3 separate regions of the Homo sapiens genome follow, and regions 1 and 2 are each linked to region 3. The links are chromatin loops, found by intact Hi-C in ENCODE. Cell type or tissue: endothelial cell of umbilical vein. All regions are shown on one strand.

Region 1 (5,000 bases), 590 kb after region 3:
TTTAAGAGATAAGAAGCAACCGTCACACATGCATCATGTTTAAAGCAGTAATTTATTCTGAGATTTACTTTTGTCTGTTTTCTTTCCAGTCCAGGTATCAATATTTTCAAGAATATTAAAGTATAATAATCAAACATTCAATTCATAACATATATGCTTATCAGAAGCTTTTACAAAATGGAAATTTTATGTTAGAAGATTTGGGCTACCAGTAATATTCACTGTGCATATTTTAAAAAAAAAGGTGAACAGAGTTCATTGTTTAGGGAAAATGATTATGGAGAAACTAAAATCAAGAGCAATTTTAATGTGGATATTAATGACAGTGATCACTTTCATATCCATGACTTTATCTGTTCCTAAGGACTAAAGGGATGAAGGCAGATTATGTACCTTACTGTCAAGAACAGGGTCAGAAAAGGTCAACAATATTAATTTAAGAAATGTTTATTAAGCATCTACTATTGGCTACGTACTCCACTAGGTGTTGAGGACATAGAAATAAGAAAAAAAAGTTACCTGAAAAGGTACTTGTCCACAGTTTGGCCCAAACTAACTAAACCAGAAACCACTAAAGTAAGGAAGAAAATGACTTCTGTTTGTCTCTTCACTTCATCTCTCTATGAGGTGAGGATGAACACTGAAGGAAGCTTAGCAGGGAGGTACAGGCCAGAAAGAGAACATGAGAAAATGCTATTTGTAATACCTCCTAAGTTTAAGAGTAGGTAAAATGTGTGATAGAGCTGGAAAGTTTTTTTTTCCTTTCTGGTCAGAAATCAGGGTAGCTGTAAAAATGTTGGTGGGGTGGGGTCAATTCCATAGTCTATGACCTGATTCGGTAGGCGACTGAAAAACATTGTACAACTCTTAAAAAAAGGGAGGAAGAACTCACACTTAACCAAGCAAAGCAAGGACACCGTGTTGACATACACAAGTTTCGGTTAACATGGTATCAAGGAAAGCGAGGACTGCCTGTACTTAAAATGATCATTAAGACTAATGATTCTAGTTTTGGCATTGAGGATGAATGCAGATATATAGACATAATGTATAGCAAAGAATATTTACAGTCACATTTCATGGACCAATAAATAACGCATTTACTTCTCAAAATGCCCAAGAAAATGTGGGAGAGAAAATGTTCATTTATATTCAAGATTAAACTTTCTAACTTTAAATCATCAGACTTCAGCTGTAAATTTATTTCAGTTGAAAGGTTTGAAGACATTATTAATGAATATTCTAAAATTCCGGAAGGTGTTTAAAAGATAATTTTAACCTAATAAAAAAATCCTGCCATAGAAGTGACAAAAATTATAAGCATAAATTTATTGAGCACCTACTATGTGTCATTGTGCTAGGTGATGTACTACGTTATTTCCAATACTCCGGTCACGTTTCAGTTTTCTCAATTTCTCTATCAATAACTGCTACATTGTTAATTTATAACTATATTACTTGAAATACAGCTCAGCTTATTTATTCCATAAAGTTGGTCCCAAAGACGTTTCCTTATTCGAAGGAGGTGGGAAGCAGGAAGGAAACCTAAATCTAAATTCTACTTAATACTGAAGACGACTTTCTTGATATTTGTGGTTATCTGTATGGTCTTTTCAGAAATCCCAAAACTTGTACCAAGTCAAGGATAAAATAAGATAAAATCAGCAATCTATCAGGTTCAGAGATCACATCTGTCAGCCGATGCTTCTTGCCTTAAGGTCCTGCACGGCGATGACCGCTCATTTAGGAAGGAATTCATGGCCTGTGGATACCTTAGCTCTGAGTCCTGCCACCTAGGATCCCACGGTTCTACGCGAGGAAGAGGGCGGGGAGCGCGGACCGGGTGTGGGAGGCCGAGGTGACAGCAGGTGAGGGCCGGGTGCGGATGGGGAAGTGAGACAAGCACCGTGTGGGTATTACTCATTCCGCTCTACTAAGGAGGCTGCTGGCAAGCGGAACTTCTAGCCTCTCTTTCAATCCAGCTGAAGTTCAATCTCATTGAAGTCACTTCCCATCCCGGTTCGCTTGGGGGGAAACCAGGCGTCCCTGGAAGGGAAGGGAAGGGAGTCCGGGCTGCGCGGGTCAGGTAGCCTCTCTCCGGTCGCCGCGTGTCCTCGCCGTCCCCAAACCTGCCCTTCCCCTCATCAAGGGAACTCCCCGGGGAGTCCAGACCGCGATCCCTTTCCTTGGCCCCGGGGTGCGGGGGGCGGACACGCGAGGCGTGGGACTGATGGTAGCCCTGCCTCCAGGAAGCAGGCAGGCGGGGACCTCTGGGCGCTCGGAGGGGCAGCTCCGAGGGCACAGGGTACAGGGAGAATCAGCCAGATCCCTCCCTGCCCCGGGCAGCCGCGGCGGGTGTGGCCAGCGCGGAGGCAGGACGCCGCCGAGCCTCCAACTTTACCTTTCCAACTCCGACAGCCCGTCGCCTTTCTGACCGCGTCCCTACGGTTTCCCGGCATCCGCCTCCCTCTCCCCACCACACCTGAGGAAAACTTTTCCCTCGCCCCTCAATTCAAATTCAGCAGTGCCCACGGTTGCCGCAAACCGCCCGGTCCCTAGCAACAAGGTTCCGGCCGTAGAGCGAGAGCCTCTAGGTGTAAGGAAGGTGATGTCGTAAAGCCGGGAGTGTCGTAAACCAGGTGCGGTGGGGAGGGGGGAGGGGTGGAGGCGGAGGGGTGGGGGGGAAGGGGGAGGGAGGGGGAGGAGGTGACTCGAGCATTTAGACACAAGCGAGAGGATCATGGCGGATGGCCCCAGGTGTAAGCGCAGAAAGCAGGCGAACCCGCGGCGCAATAACGGTGAGTGGCGGAGGGGACCGGGGAGCGGCGGAGTCAGGGGGAGCTGGGCAGCCGGGGCGCCCCCGGGGGTGAGGGGGGCGAGCCGGGCTGGGGGCAGCCGGGGCAGGGACGGCAAAGTGGAGTGGGAAAGTAGAAAGTAGTGCTCTCTGCCCCCCTCCGCTGCCGCCGCTGCCGGAGCCGCGCCGCGGCCGCTCGCTCTCCCTGAACCGTTATGTCTCTTACCTGGTCTCTCTCCGCCTAGCGGCTCCCGCCGCCCCTGCCGCCTCCCTGGACCGTTAGCCGGCGCCGACGCCGCCGCATCCCCGGCGCAGGGCGGGCGGCCGGGACGCACTGGCCACTTTTCTGGTCCCGGGTGGAGCGGCTGTTGCTTCTTTCCGCACTTTTCCCCACTCTTGTGCCCTTCGGCGCCTCCCTCTCCCCCTCCTCCTGGCCCCCTCAGCGCGATTCTCCCTCAGCGCCCAGGCCCCCGGGAGCCGCGGAACAAACTTGTGCCCGGCGCTGACCGTGCAAAGTGGCTTCCGCGCGCCGCGGCCCCGGCCGGCGCCGTCGCTGTCGCTCGGGCCCCGCGACTCGGGCCGGGCTGTGGGCGCGCGGCAGGCGGGCTGCGGCGGCGGCGGGACGGGGCGGCCGCGGGTTGCGTGGGGTTTGTGCGCGCGTGTGCGCGGGCGCCGGCTGTGCGCGCCGCGGGCGGACAGGGTTCGGCCGGCGGCGGTAAAGTTGGGACCCGCGGGCCGGGCGCGCTCGCGTAACGGGGATTAGAGGCGCGGGGGCGCGGGTCCCTAAGCGCCCCTCCTCCCTGGCGCCTCCCGCTGCCCGGCCCAGAGCCCCGGCCTGGGGACTCCGCGGCGAGCCCCGCGAGTGGGGTCCACGTTTGGCGGGGCGCGGCGGGGCGGCGCGGGGAACAAGGCAGGAAAGGTACCCACTTAACGCCGCCGGGAGCCGCGCGGATGGGGGCGAGCTGGGCGGCGGGTGTGTTTGCGGAGTTGTTACCTGGGCTTAGAGACCGGGAAGCACCACAGACAGATCCCCCTCCCGGGGCAGACGAGGTCTCTGCGCCGGGATGGGCCGGTGTGCGTGCGCCTCGCGCTTTTCTCTTTCGGTTTTTGGGGAAGTTGTTACCTGGGCCGGACGCACGGAGCGCTGAAGCCGGATAATGGGGCTTGGATGGCGCTCTGGGTCTCGGGTGGAAGGAGGGTGGGGGAGGGGGCGGACGGACCGACGGACGCGCGGGGCTGCTACTTGCACCGCAGCTGCAGTGTTTATTGATTTGTGCTGCTGTGCCAAGGGAAACACACACCCCTCTGCCTGGCGTGAGAGTTAAAAAAAAAGAGAGACAGCCCGAGGGATCGAGACCTGAACATGTGGTGGTGGTTGCACAGTCGCCTTTTCCAGTTTGGAGAGACGTTGTAAGTTGATTGTATTTCTGGTTATCTCGGGGCGATGCTATGCTTTCTCTCCCTCTCGTGCAGCAGCGAAATGTCTGCTGATTGTTATTGTCTGGACAGTTCCTGTGGCGAGAGGGGCGAGACTTGTCCGCCCGGGGGCGGCGGGAGCGCAGGGAGAGCAGCCCCCGCCTGCGCCGCCCCGGTACCTGTTTGTATAATAATGGGCGGCAACGGCCCTGCCGCCGGCCGCAGCCCAGGCTATATAAGGAATTACACGTACATTTCGGACCGAGGGGCTCGCTTTGGTTCCTGCGTTATTTTTAAAACGACTTTTAAGAGAGGGGCAATAAATGCGTCTATAATGGGACCGCTGCAGCGTCGAGAAAACGAGGAAATACGTGTTTAGGAGAAAACTCTCTCGTGCTCCCCCAGCCCCACCCCCCGCGCCTGGGCTCCCTTTCTCCCTCCCCTCTGGGATGCGAAACGCGAGGTTTTGTAACCTTTCCTGGCAATTTTAGATTTTGTGTGGGATTTCCTGTCTAGAAGCAGATACGAAGATTTTTAAGCTGTTTCAAGATGTTTCCTTCCAATCCATAATTATATTTTTAATATATTCGAGCCATCATTAAAATCACTGCTTTCGTGATTTTAATTATTCAAATAAACACTTGCATTTTAAAGACGTCTGTTGATTATAAACGAAAGGTATTTTGGTATTCTCATTGTGGAGAGATGACTTGTTATAGCAAGGAGTGGAGCATAGGCTATTGCAATTTTAATTTCCTGTTTTAGCGTCAAATAGTGTGTGTTCCATATT
Region 2 (5,000 bases), 760 kb after region 3:
TTTATTGCTTTTTGATTTTTATTACTTCTTTCTGCTTGCTTTGGGTTTATTTTGCTCCTTGTTTACTGTTGTTTTAATACACAATTCAGAATTTTGATCTGAGACCTTCTTTTCTAGCACAAGCATTTAATGCTATAAATTCCCCTCTATACAGTGTTTTAGGGACACTCCACAGATTTTGATGTTTTTTATTTCCCTTTTTGATCCATAGATTCTCTCTAAATCAGTTTATTAATTTCCAGTGTTTTGGAGATTTTCTTATCTTTTTCCTATTGACATCTGGTCATTATGATCATAGAACATACTTTATAGAATTTAAATCCTTTAAAATTTGTTTTGTTTTATGATCTTGGAAGTGGTGTGTCTACATGAATATTTTGTGTACATTTGAAAAGAATGTGAATTTCGTCATTGGGGTGTGTTCTATAAATCTATAAATGTTATTTGGATCTAGTTGTTAATGTTGCCTGGTTCTTCTATATCCTTGCTAATTTTTTGTCTACTTGTTCTGTCAGTTAATGCAAGAGGAGTATTAGAAGCCTGCAAGAATATTGTAGATTTGTCTCTACTTTTTGTTCTGTTCATTTTTGCTTTGCTTATTTTAAAGCTCTGTTGTTAAAGGCATACACATTTAAGATCTCTCTGTTTTCTTGGCAAATTGACCCTCTTATCATTATGCAATGTTTTTCTTGATCTCTGATAATTTTCTTATCACTGAAGTCTACTTTGTCTGATATTACTATAATCACGCTAGCTTTCTTCTGGTTAATGATATAATTTTTCATGATAGAATTTTTTATCCTTTTACTTTTAAACTATGTAATTATAATTGAAGAAATTTTTGTAGATAGGATATTAATGGGGATTTTTTTTATTATTTTTGGTCTATTCTGATCATCTCTGCCCTTAATTGGTTTGTTTAGGCCATTTATATTTCATAAAATGTTTTATGTTTGGATTTGGGTTTATCATTTTATTATTTGTTTTTTGTTTTTCTCTCTGTATTTTCACTCTTCTGGTCCTCTTTTTCTGCCTTGTTTTGGATCATTTGAATATTTTTTAGTATTCCATTTTAATTTAGTTTTGACTATGTATCTTTGTATAGATTTCTTTTAGTGGTTGCTCTATGGATTAGAATGTACATCCTAACTTTTCACAGTCTATTTAGAATCAATCTTTTACCCTGCCAAGTGGATTGTATAAATCTTTCATGTAAGTCTTGTTATTCTCCCTCCTTTATTTTATAGTTTTTATATGTACTACATCATTTCTCTTCTTCTTTTATTCCCGACATTCCAAGTGTCCCTCATTTCACCTTCTTTATGACAGTCTTCCTTTAGTAATTCTTTTAGAACAGATCTGCCAGCAATGAACTATACTTTTTATCTGAGAATGTCTTTATTTTACCTTCGTTTTTTAAAGGATATTCTTATTGAATTTAGAATTTTGAGCTGACAGATATTTTTTGTTTTAAACATGTTCCACTTTCTTATGGAATCTATGATTTCTGATTATAACTCTGTAGTCCATTGATCCCCTATAATTATATATTATTTCCTCTGGCTCTTTTTAGTATTTTTTTAAACTAGTTTGATTGATGGATTTGAGCCTAGTGTTTGATTGATGGGTTCGAGCCTAGATTTGGGGGGTTAGGAGGTTACTATTTGAGGTTCAGTTCTTAAATCTGTTGGTTTATGTCTTTCACTAAATTTGGGAAATTTTTAAACATTATTCAGTTTTTTTTCTGCACTACAGCTCTTTTCCTTCTGGGACTCCAGTGACATGAAAGTTAGATATTTTATTATTGTCCTGCATTATCCTGAGACTCTTTATTTTTTAATAAATATTTTTACTCTGTCTTATTCAAAGTGGATAGTTTCCATTGATGTACTGTCAAGTTCACCAGTCTTTGCTCTCTTATCTCCATTTTACTATTAAGCCCATCCAGTGATTTTTAAACTTTGGTTACTGTATGTTTAGTTCTAAAATTTTCTTTTAGTTTTTATTTAAATATCTTCCATTTGCTGAGACATTCTATCTTTCCATTCTTTTCAACAGTGTTTACCCTTACTTCTTGGAGCATTTTTATAATAGTTGTCTTAATGTCTTAGTTTAATAATTCTAACATCTTTTTTTCCCAATGTTGCCATTTTTTGATCATCTTTTCCTATGTGACTTGAGACTTTTTCTGATTCTTCACATGCCAAGTAATTTGAGATTATATTCTGGATATTTCAAGTATTATGTTGTGAGATTAATAAGTTAAATAAGACTAATACTTCGTCTTATTTAAATCCTATCGAGAATTTTGATATTTTTTGCTTAACAGGCAATTTATCCAGTTGTATTCGGGATGCAGTCTCCAGCCAGTATATAGGTTTTGATTCCACAACTGGTTCACTTTTCAAAGCCTTTGAAATGCTGTTCAGATCTGTCCTTCATGTACCACCCAGGGTCCAATCTAGAACATGGGTAATTGTCTGTCTATACTTAGTTTCTCACAGTCTGTGATCAGATTCACACATGAGAAGTTTGAGCATAAACCCAAGAGTTCATAAACAGCCTTATGAGGTCACTTTCCTGAGCCTCTCTCTTTCATGATCTCAGTACTTTGAGTTCCTGGAGACTCTGCTTTTCAGTCCTCTAGCCAAAACTCTGGGACTTTATTTACCCTACTTTGCCACATGCTTCCTGCATCTATGCCTGTAGAAGAGCTGAAAGAAGACAGGGAGAGAAAGAGCTCAGTGGAGTTTATATTGTACTCTTAGGGCCACAGCTCCTCCTACTGGAGAGGAAGTTTTCCCTCCCTCAAAGTTTTAAATTCTTGCAGTTATCATTATCTCTGCTACTACCTTGAAGGCTAGGATGCAAGAGAATGAAGGAGAAAAGGGCAATTTTTCTCTTCTTTGAGACTTTTCCTGCTCCTTGAGCCTAAACTATAAGGATTCTCCTAGAGCCTTCACTGCCATGCCCCAGGGCCCACTTTCAGGTTTTAAGCTCCCTTGAATCCAGGCCAGGGGTACCTTTTAAAAAAAGAAGAAGAAAGAAAAAGGTAAGGGGAATCACCCTGTGCTACTCTGAATTCTTGTCATGTCATCTTCTCCAGTCCACCTGCTGTGACTTACCCTTTAGAGTCTTTAAATAACCGTTTCCTTCATTCTCAAGTTTTATTATCTAGATTCAGTAGCAGACATAAACAGTTTGTGGATTCTCCATATTAACTGGATCTGACCTCAGGTATATATTTTTAATCATTATCTAAGTTAATGGGTGTTCATGGAGGTTGTGAGTTGCATTTGTTTTAACTTTGCTATACAGTTACACCCCAAATATTCACATACATATTATAAATTGGAAGATACAGGAGCAGGAAAATGAAACTATCTGGAAAAGTATACAGTGAAACATTTCATCTCTAAAGTTTGAACACATTCAGGTCTGAATTTAGGAATCTGTTGGCATTCGCTTTTTTGATAGTTTTCCCTTAGCAGGGAATAGGGTAGGAATAGCAGAAAGCTGGCTCAGCGATGACTTACAGAATGAGAGAGATGTGAATTGGCCTTTTAAAAATCTGTGGAAGTTACTCATTTGGACTGGGTAACGGCTTTCTAGGCAGAGGGAGCAACTTCAGGAAAGGTATAGAGAAGGTCCCCAACTTACAACATTGACTTAAGACTTTTCAACTTTACAGTGGTGTGAAAGAAATATGTATTCAATAGAAACCACACTCCAAGGACCCATGTAATCGTTTCTCATTTTCAATATAGTGTTCAATAAATTATATGAGATTTTAATACTTTATTATAAAATGGGCTTCATGTTAGATGATTTTGCCCAATTGTAGGATACTGTAATTGTCCTGAGCATTAAGGTAGACTAGGCTGAACTGTGTTGTTCAGTAGGACCGGCGTATTAAATGCATTTTGACATGATATTTTCCATTTATAACGGGGTTTATCAATATTTAACCTCATCATAAGTCAAGGAGTATCTATACAGGTATAAATGTGCATGGCATGTGTGAATGTGTGTCAAAGAGGAGTAGACAAACCAGGAAAGGGAAATATGATTCAGTTAGGCATTTACTGTGCCTTCTTAGAGGTTGCAGTAAGATATTCCCATGAACATATTTGAAATGGTTAGAAACACATGGGTGTGAATTTCAAAAAATACAAGTTTTTGAATTTAACACATATGCTAAATAATCAGTCCTTCAGCTTAAACTATGTTATCCTGCAAATGATAGTAAGTCTTCTGGATTTTTATTAGAATGAATCACATTTTCCATCCTTGTTTTTATTTACTAGGAATTTCATCTTATGACTAAAAAGAACAAGCCATAAGCTCTTTTGGTCTAAATTTGAGATATTTGCCTTTGACTTATTTTTAAATTAAACTTTTTATTTTGACATAATAATAGATTCACAAATAATACAGAGAAATCCTGTGTACCCTTTACCCAGTTTCCTCCAATGGTAACATAATATAATGTCACAACAAGCATATTGACATTGATACAGTCAAGATACAGAGCAGTTCTGTCACTAACAGGCTCTCGTTTCCCATTACATGTTCACCCCTGTCCCTCTACCTTGCCGCATTCCTTACCCCTGGCAACCACTAATCTCCATCTTTACAATTGTGTTATTTGAAGAAAGTTACATAAATGAAATCATACAGTATGTAACCTTTTAGACTGACTTTTTCATTCTCTATAAATTCTTGGAAATTCATCTGAGCTGTTGCTTGTATCAATAGTTTGTTCTTTTTTATTGCTGAGTAATATTTCATGACTTATTTTTTAGCCCACCTTTTTCCATTATGTTTCATTTTGAAAAAACAAAGTCTTACTACTCAGGCATTTTTCTCACTTACATATTTGCTTTAGAATTTATACTATAAACAAAAACCTTAGGAGCATTCTAGTGTTCTTTTTAAAATTGCATTTAGGTTAACCAGTTAATCTGTTGACATTATTACGTCTTACAGGAAAAAAATAT
Region 3 (5,000 bases):
AGTCCCAGCTACTAGGGAGGCTGAGGTGGGAACCTTGCCTGAGCCCAAGAGATTGAGGATGCAGTGAGCTGTGATTGCACCACTGCACTCCAGCCTGGATGACAAAGTGAGACCGTGTCTCAAAAAAAAAAAAAAAAAAAAAAAAAAAGAAATATTGAGCAATGACTGACCAAGAGCCTGTATGGAAGCAAAGAAAAATAAAACAAGCCTAATGTTTAGTAGCGGTTTCTGCAGATGGAAGACAGCAAACGGGGAAAGAGTGCATTTGGGATTGCAGGACTTGGTTAGTGTCAGAGCCTGTCCTAAAAGACGACGATGCAGCAGGACCCTACCTGTCCTTATGACTTCCTTTCATCCTCCCCGCTCACCCTCCATGCTTCCTTCCTGAAGGAGGCCATTCCATTATTAAAATCAGGAACTGCAAAGATCCGGCAGGGAGCGTCATTTGCCAACGGTATTTGAGGTCCCAGTGGGAAAGATTTTTTTTTTTGGTTGGATGGAGTCTTTCCACAGATTCACATACGGTTATCACGACAGCCACAGCATCTGCTGAAGTCTATTTCTAGTAACATGTTGCACATTCCAGACCTCTCATTATTTGCAGTGGTCCACATTCATTCATGAATACTTGTATTTACTACTTGTTCATTCAATTATTTCTTGAGTGGGTACTTAGCTTAAGGGTCAACAGAACGCAAATATATCTTATATCTAGGCTCTGATGCCCCAAGGGATCTGCATTCCCTGGGACACAAAAATAATGATAATTCACCAAGAAGCATAAATAATGATGCAGGGCCAGGCATGGTGGCTCACACGGTACTCCCAGCACACTGGGAAGCTGAGGCAAGAGGATGGCTTGAGCCCAGAAGTTTGAGACCAGCCTGGGCAACATAGTGAGACCCCATCTCTATAAAAATATTTAAAAGTTAGTCAATCATGGTGGGTGCACCTGTAGTCCCAGCTACTTGGGAGACTGAGGTGGGAGGATCACTTGAGCCCAGGAGTTCAAGACTGCAGTGAACTATTATTGCACCACTGCACTCCAGCCTGGGTGATACAGTGAGACCTTGTCTCTAAAAATAATAATAATAGCAATGCAACAAGAACCTGTTCTGCATGGAATTGTGCCCCACTCTTTCCCCTTCACCTACTCCCCCAAAAAGATTGGAGTCCTAACCCCTAGTACCGCAGAATGTGACCTTATTTGGAGATACTTGAGTCATTAAGTTAAATGAGGTTTTCAGGGTAGGCCTAATCCAATCTGACTAGTGTCTTTATATGAAGGGGAAATTGGGAAGTGGCGGCAGGCATGCACAGAGGGAAGACCGTGTGCAGATGCACGGGGAGAAGACGGCCCTCTACAAGCCCAGAAGAGAGGCCTCAGAAGAAACCAACCCTGCCCACACCTTGATCTCAGACTTCCGCCCTCCAGAGCTGTGAGACAATAAAGGTTCTGTTGTTTAAGCACTCCAGTTTGTGGTACTTTGTCATAACAGCCCAAGGAAACGAATCGTGTCCACAGGAGGGACTTCTGGCTGGAGGTGGGAGGGAGGGGAAGGGATCAGGGTGGCTTCTGGGAGGAGGTGTCCTCTGAGTCGGCCTGAAAGGACTGGCAGGATTTCTCACTGCAACTGGACATCAGTCCTTCAGCCATCAGTTCCAAAGAGAAGATCTGGAAGGAGGAGAGGGAGAGGAGAGGCACACCCAGTCTCCCACGTGTGGCACAGGCAGGATAAGGACATAGCAAGTAGGGCCTCGAGGCTGAGGTGAGGGTGCACAGAAGGAAAGTGAACTTGGACATGGGCGGGCCAGGGGAATCCGGCTAAGGGGCTCTTCAGATGTGGGGATGACCCGGCAACAGCACCTGCGACTGACTCCTCTGGTCCTCAGGATCCCCAGGCCTAGTGCGTCCCTTTCTCATGGGACCCGGGGTGTTTCCAGGGCTGCCTGGTTTCATAGTATCCTGCGCCCTGCGCTAGCACTTCCATCTTGGACCTTGATGTTGAAACCATTACAGGTGCTGACTCTATTACATCCTCCTCTCATCTGATCTTCATATAAAGATATTTCTGAAATCTCCAGCAAACAACATGGCACTTGGAAAATGGCGGACTTGGGTTTCCTACCCAGTAGTGCCATTTTTTGGTAGACCTCAGTGACCATGAGGCAGCTCTATCAAATGCTGCTCTGATTTTATAAGCTGCTCAGGAAAACGAAATTGTTCTGTTGCATTGGAAATATGGAAAGTTTTGGAATCTTGCTATATTAAATTTTTTTTTAGATTTTGACTCTTAAAAAATCTTTGAATGGCCCTGGGAGATAGATTGGTCATGTCATAAACAAAAGACCAAGGCATACAAAAGTTACGGGACTCGGCTAAGATAACAGAGCTGGGTGGGGCAAGGCTCTTTAAGGACGGCACCCAGATGTGGTGGTCCGCATTCCCCTGTACCTGATTGTTGTTGAATAATGGAGGTAAACTGAGGCCCAAGGTCACCTCCTGCTTTAGGGAGGGCCTTAGGTAAGGGCGGGAGAGGAATCGCAGGCCCCGCCCGAACAGGCTGCTTTCTCTGCATGATTTCATCACATCCTCGCAGGCAGCCCCGAGAGGCACCCGCTATGCCCTTTACTGAGGAGGGTCTTCAACATTCAGTTCTTCCTCATCCTCCCATCGCTGGTAAGAGACCCATTCCAGTGGAAGCTGAGGAACGAGACCTGCCTGGGAATGAGACCTTTCCTCATGAACACTAATTTTATCCAGGGGTGATAGGGTTAGGGGGAGGTGTTTGCTGTTAATATCCGAATGTCTCTCTAACAGATTTCTATCAGGTTTGATATAAGCTGTCAGCTGCCTCCCTCCAGCTGGAGAAGCCAGGAAAGGAAATGCAGGGACTGGCCAGGGAAGGAAATACGGAAGCGACAAAGGAGATACCTTTGCATCTGGCGAGGGGCAGCCGCGCAGACGGAAGGCTGTGGCCAGCAGGTGGCGCTGTTGCTCAACGCAGAAGCCAAGGCTCCAACTCCAGCGCCGCCTCCGGCTTCACAGTCCTAGGATCTGCAGAGGAAGCCTCTGCTCTTAGGCACAGAACTGGGCCAAGACCTTCCCCTAAAGACCCCAGGGGCCAACTCCAGCTCCGTCCGGCTCATTTGTTTCCAGTTCAAGGAACCTGAACTCTACGATGGGCTGACCTGGGAATGTTCGCATTGCCCTGATGCAAGCAGTGATAAATTGTGCAGTGACATGAACGTGCCCAAAGTGGGAGTCTGCAGACCACAGTTCCTCTTAGCCAGGCTTCCCTCCCCCCGCATGCACTCGCTCATTAATTTTTTATTTTTTTATTTTGCTGGCTTCTTTAAACCTCTTCCCTTTGCCAGCTTTGCCATCTATAGAATGAAGGTGATACCTTTCTTTGGCTCAATTAGTTAATGTCAGGAAAACTCTCTGCAGATGAAAAGCACTAAATTCTATTGATCAAATATTTAATTAGCCACACTTGCGGATGATTCATAATCATCTATTCAACTTCCTGAATTGCCAAGCAGAGAAAATGGCATGATTAGAAATATAATTTTAAATACCGGTTTTCAGAGATTTTGTACCTGTCAAGGCTATGGGAGAATTACTGAATTAGCATACCAGTTCCTCCCTGATTTTCCAAGGGCCTGAAGAAACCGGCTCCTTTCCCACTCAGCCTGTGACCACAACTGCCCTCCTCCACCCACACCTGGCCTGGGGAGTAACTCAGCCTCAGGGCCTCACTGGCAGTGTCCAGCAAAGGAGAGAGGAAGGAAGGAGAATGGGGAGGAAAGAGCCTCTGAGTGAGGGACAACTCTGAGGAGGTCTGACCAGCCCCCAAGGAGCCCCAGCAGTCATCCCTTGGAGGAAGTGGTCAGAAATGGCCAGGCCCAGGACCCTCTGGACTCTGTCACTGGCTGGGCCTGACCTTGGCACGAAAGGTGTAGTGCAGCAGTCCCCAACCTTTTTGGCACCAGGGATAGGTTTTGTGGAAGACAATTTTTCCATGGATGGGGAGAGGGTCAGGAGTGGTTTCATGAAACTTTCATCTCATATCATCAGGCATTAGATTCTCATAAGCACTGTGCAGCCTAGATCCCTCACGTGCACAGTTCACAATGGGGTTCGTGCTCCTATGAGAATCTAATGCTGTGGCTGATCTGACAGGAGGTGGAGCTGAGGTGGTACTGCTTGCTTGTTGGCCAGCCACTCACCTCCTGCTGTGTGGCCTAGTTCCTAAAAGGCCATGGATCAGTACCAGTCAAGGGCCTGGGAGTTGGGGACCCCTGGTATGGTGATTCCAGAAGGCACTGCACCTAGAAGCTGCTGACTGGACCACACTCCTTGAGACAGGCTCTCGCTTAAAGTTTGCTGAGCAATCCCACTTCCTCAGCTGCCCTGGCCTGTGCCAATGACTTATTTAAATCAGTAAATCGATAATGATGGAGCTGACAGAATAGTAACATTAGTTCTGAAAAAGCCAGGGAAAATATACACATACACAGACGCGTAGATACTTATGTATATAGATGGAGACAGTAGACGGATGATGGAATACAATTTTAAAACAACATTCAAAATTGGTTAATATCCTACAAGGTAATAAAACTGTAACACACACAGTTATGATTTTCTACTCGCCAGAAATCCTTTACACCTCTACTGGACAAAAATCATCTATAGTTTATCAGTTTTCTATAAGTTAACATGGAACTTTAGAGTCTACGCCTGATCAATAGTAAACTGTAAATCAGAAAAGACAATATTCCCTAGAGAGTCAGGTACCTGTAGGCAGGCGTGTTGGATAATGCACAAGTATAGGCATGTAATCATCTTTATGCCTCACTTCCAAGTTGTAAATAATTAACACTTCTCTTGGGTAGTTACATTCTGTCAGGAGAGGGATATAAATAAATAGCCAGTTAAAATATTGTGTGACAAAGGAAAGGCGAGGAATGAGCAGAAGAAAGCAGGAGAAAAC

Evidence for each region. Hi-C counts contacts between places; a loop is a spot of excess contacts. Peaks named below come from ENCODE experiments on the same cell type or tissue, not always from the same donor. Only the 100,000 strongest peaks of a DNase experiment are listed, where the experiment ranks them.
Region 1: a loop joins it to region 3, with 14 times the contacts of the local background. A loop is called at or near these places in 6 of 110 quality-filtered maps.
Region 2: it touches region 3 in a loop (9-fold over the local background); 17 of 110 quality-filtered maps call a loop at or near these places.

What each region holds. Positions count from the first base shown.
Region 1 is chr10:31,316,495-31,321,494 of GRCh38, forward strand. ZEB1 (zinc finger E-box binding homeobox 1) reads left to right here and starts at 2,722. Exons shown (of 9, transcript NM_001174096.2): 1 at 2,722-2,798. The coding sequence starts at 2,741. It overlaps ZEB1-AS1 (ZEB1 antisense RNA 1), which reads right to left and starts at 2,601. Exons shown (of 3, transcript NR_148979.1): 1 at 2,402-2,601. RefSeq lists silencers at 1,917-1,976, 2,717-3,166, 3,207-3,296. In endothelial cell of umbilical vein, a CTCF peak has its summit at 3,081; DNase peaks (open chromatin) are centred at 1,877, 2,477, 2,957 and 4,307; H3K4me3 peaks cover 3,441 bases; H3K27ac peaks cover 4,104 bases.
Region 2 is chr10:31,488,534-31,493,533 of GRCh38, forward strand. All of the region lies in intron 2 of ZEB1 (zinc finger E-box binding homeobox 1), which reads left to right. Among named protein-coding and RNA genes, the nearest start is that of ZEB1, 170 kb to the left of the region's middle. RefSeq lists an enhancer at 2,774-2,893. In endothelial cell of umbilical vein, a CTCF peak has its summit at 2,799 (motif pointing left); a DNase peak (open chromatin) is centred at 2,738; H3K27ac peaks cover 224 bases.
Region 3 is chr10:30,723,986-30,728,985 of GRCh38, forward strand. No RefSeq gene overlaps it. Among named protein-coding and RNA genes, the nearest start is that of LINC02644, 3.3 kb to the left of the region's middle. In endothelial cell of umbilical vein, CTCF peaks have their summits at 2,960 (motif pointing right) and 3,180; a DNase peak (open chromatin) is centred at 2,966.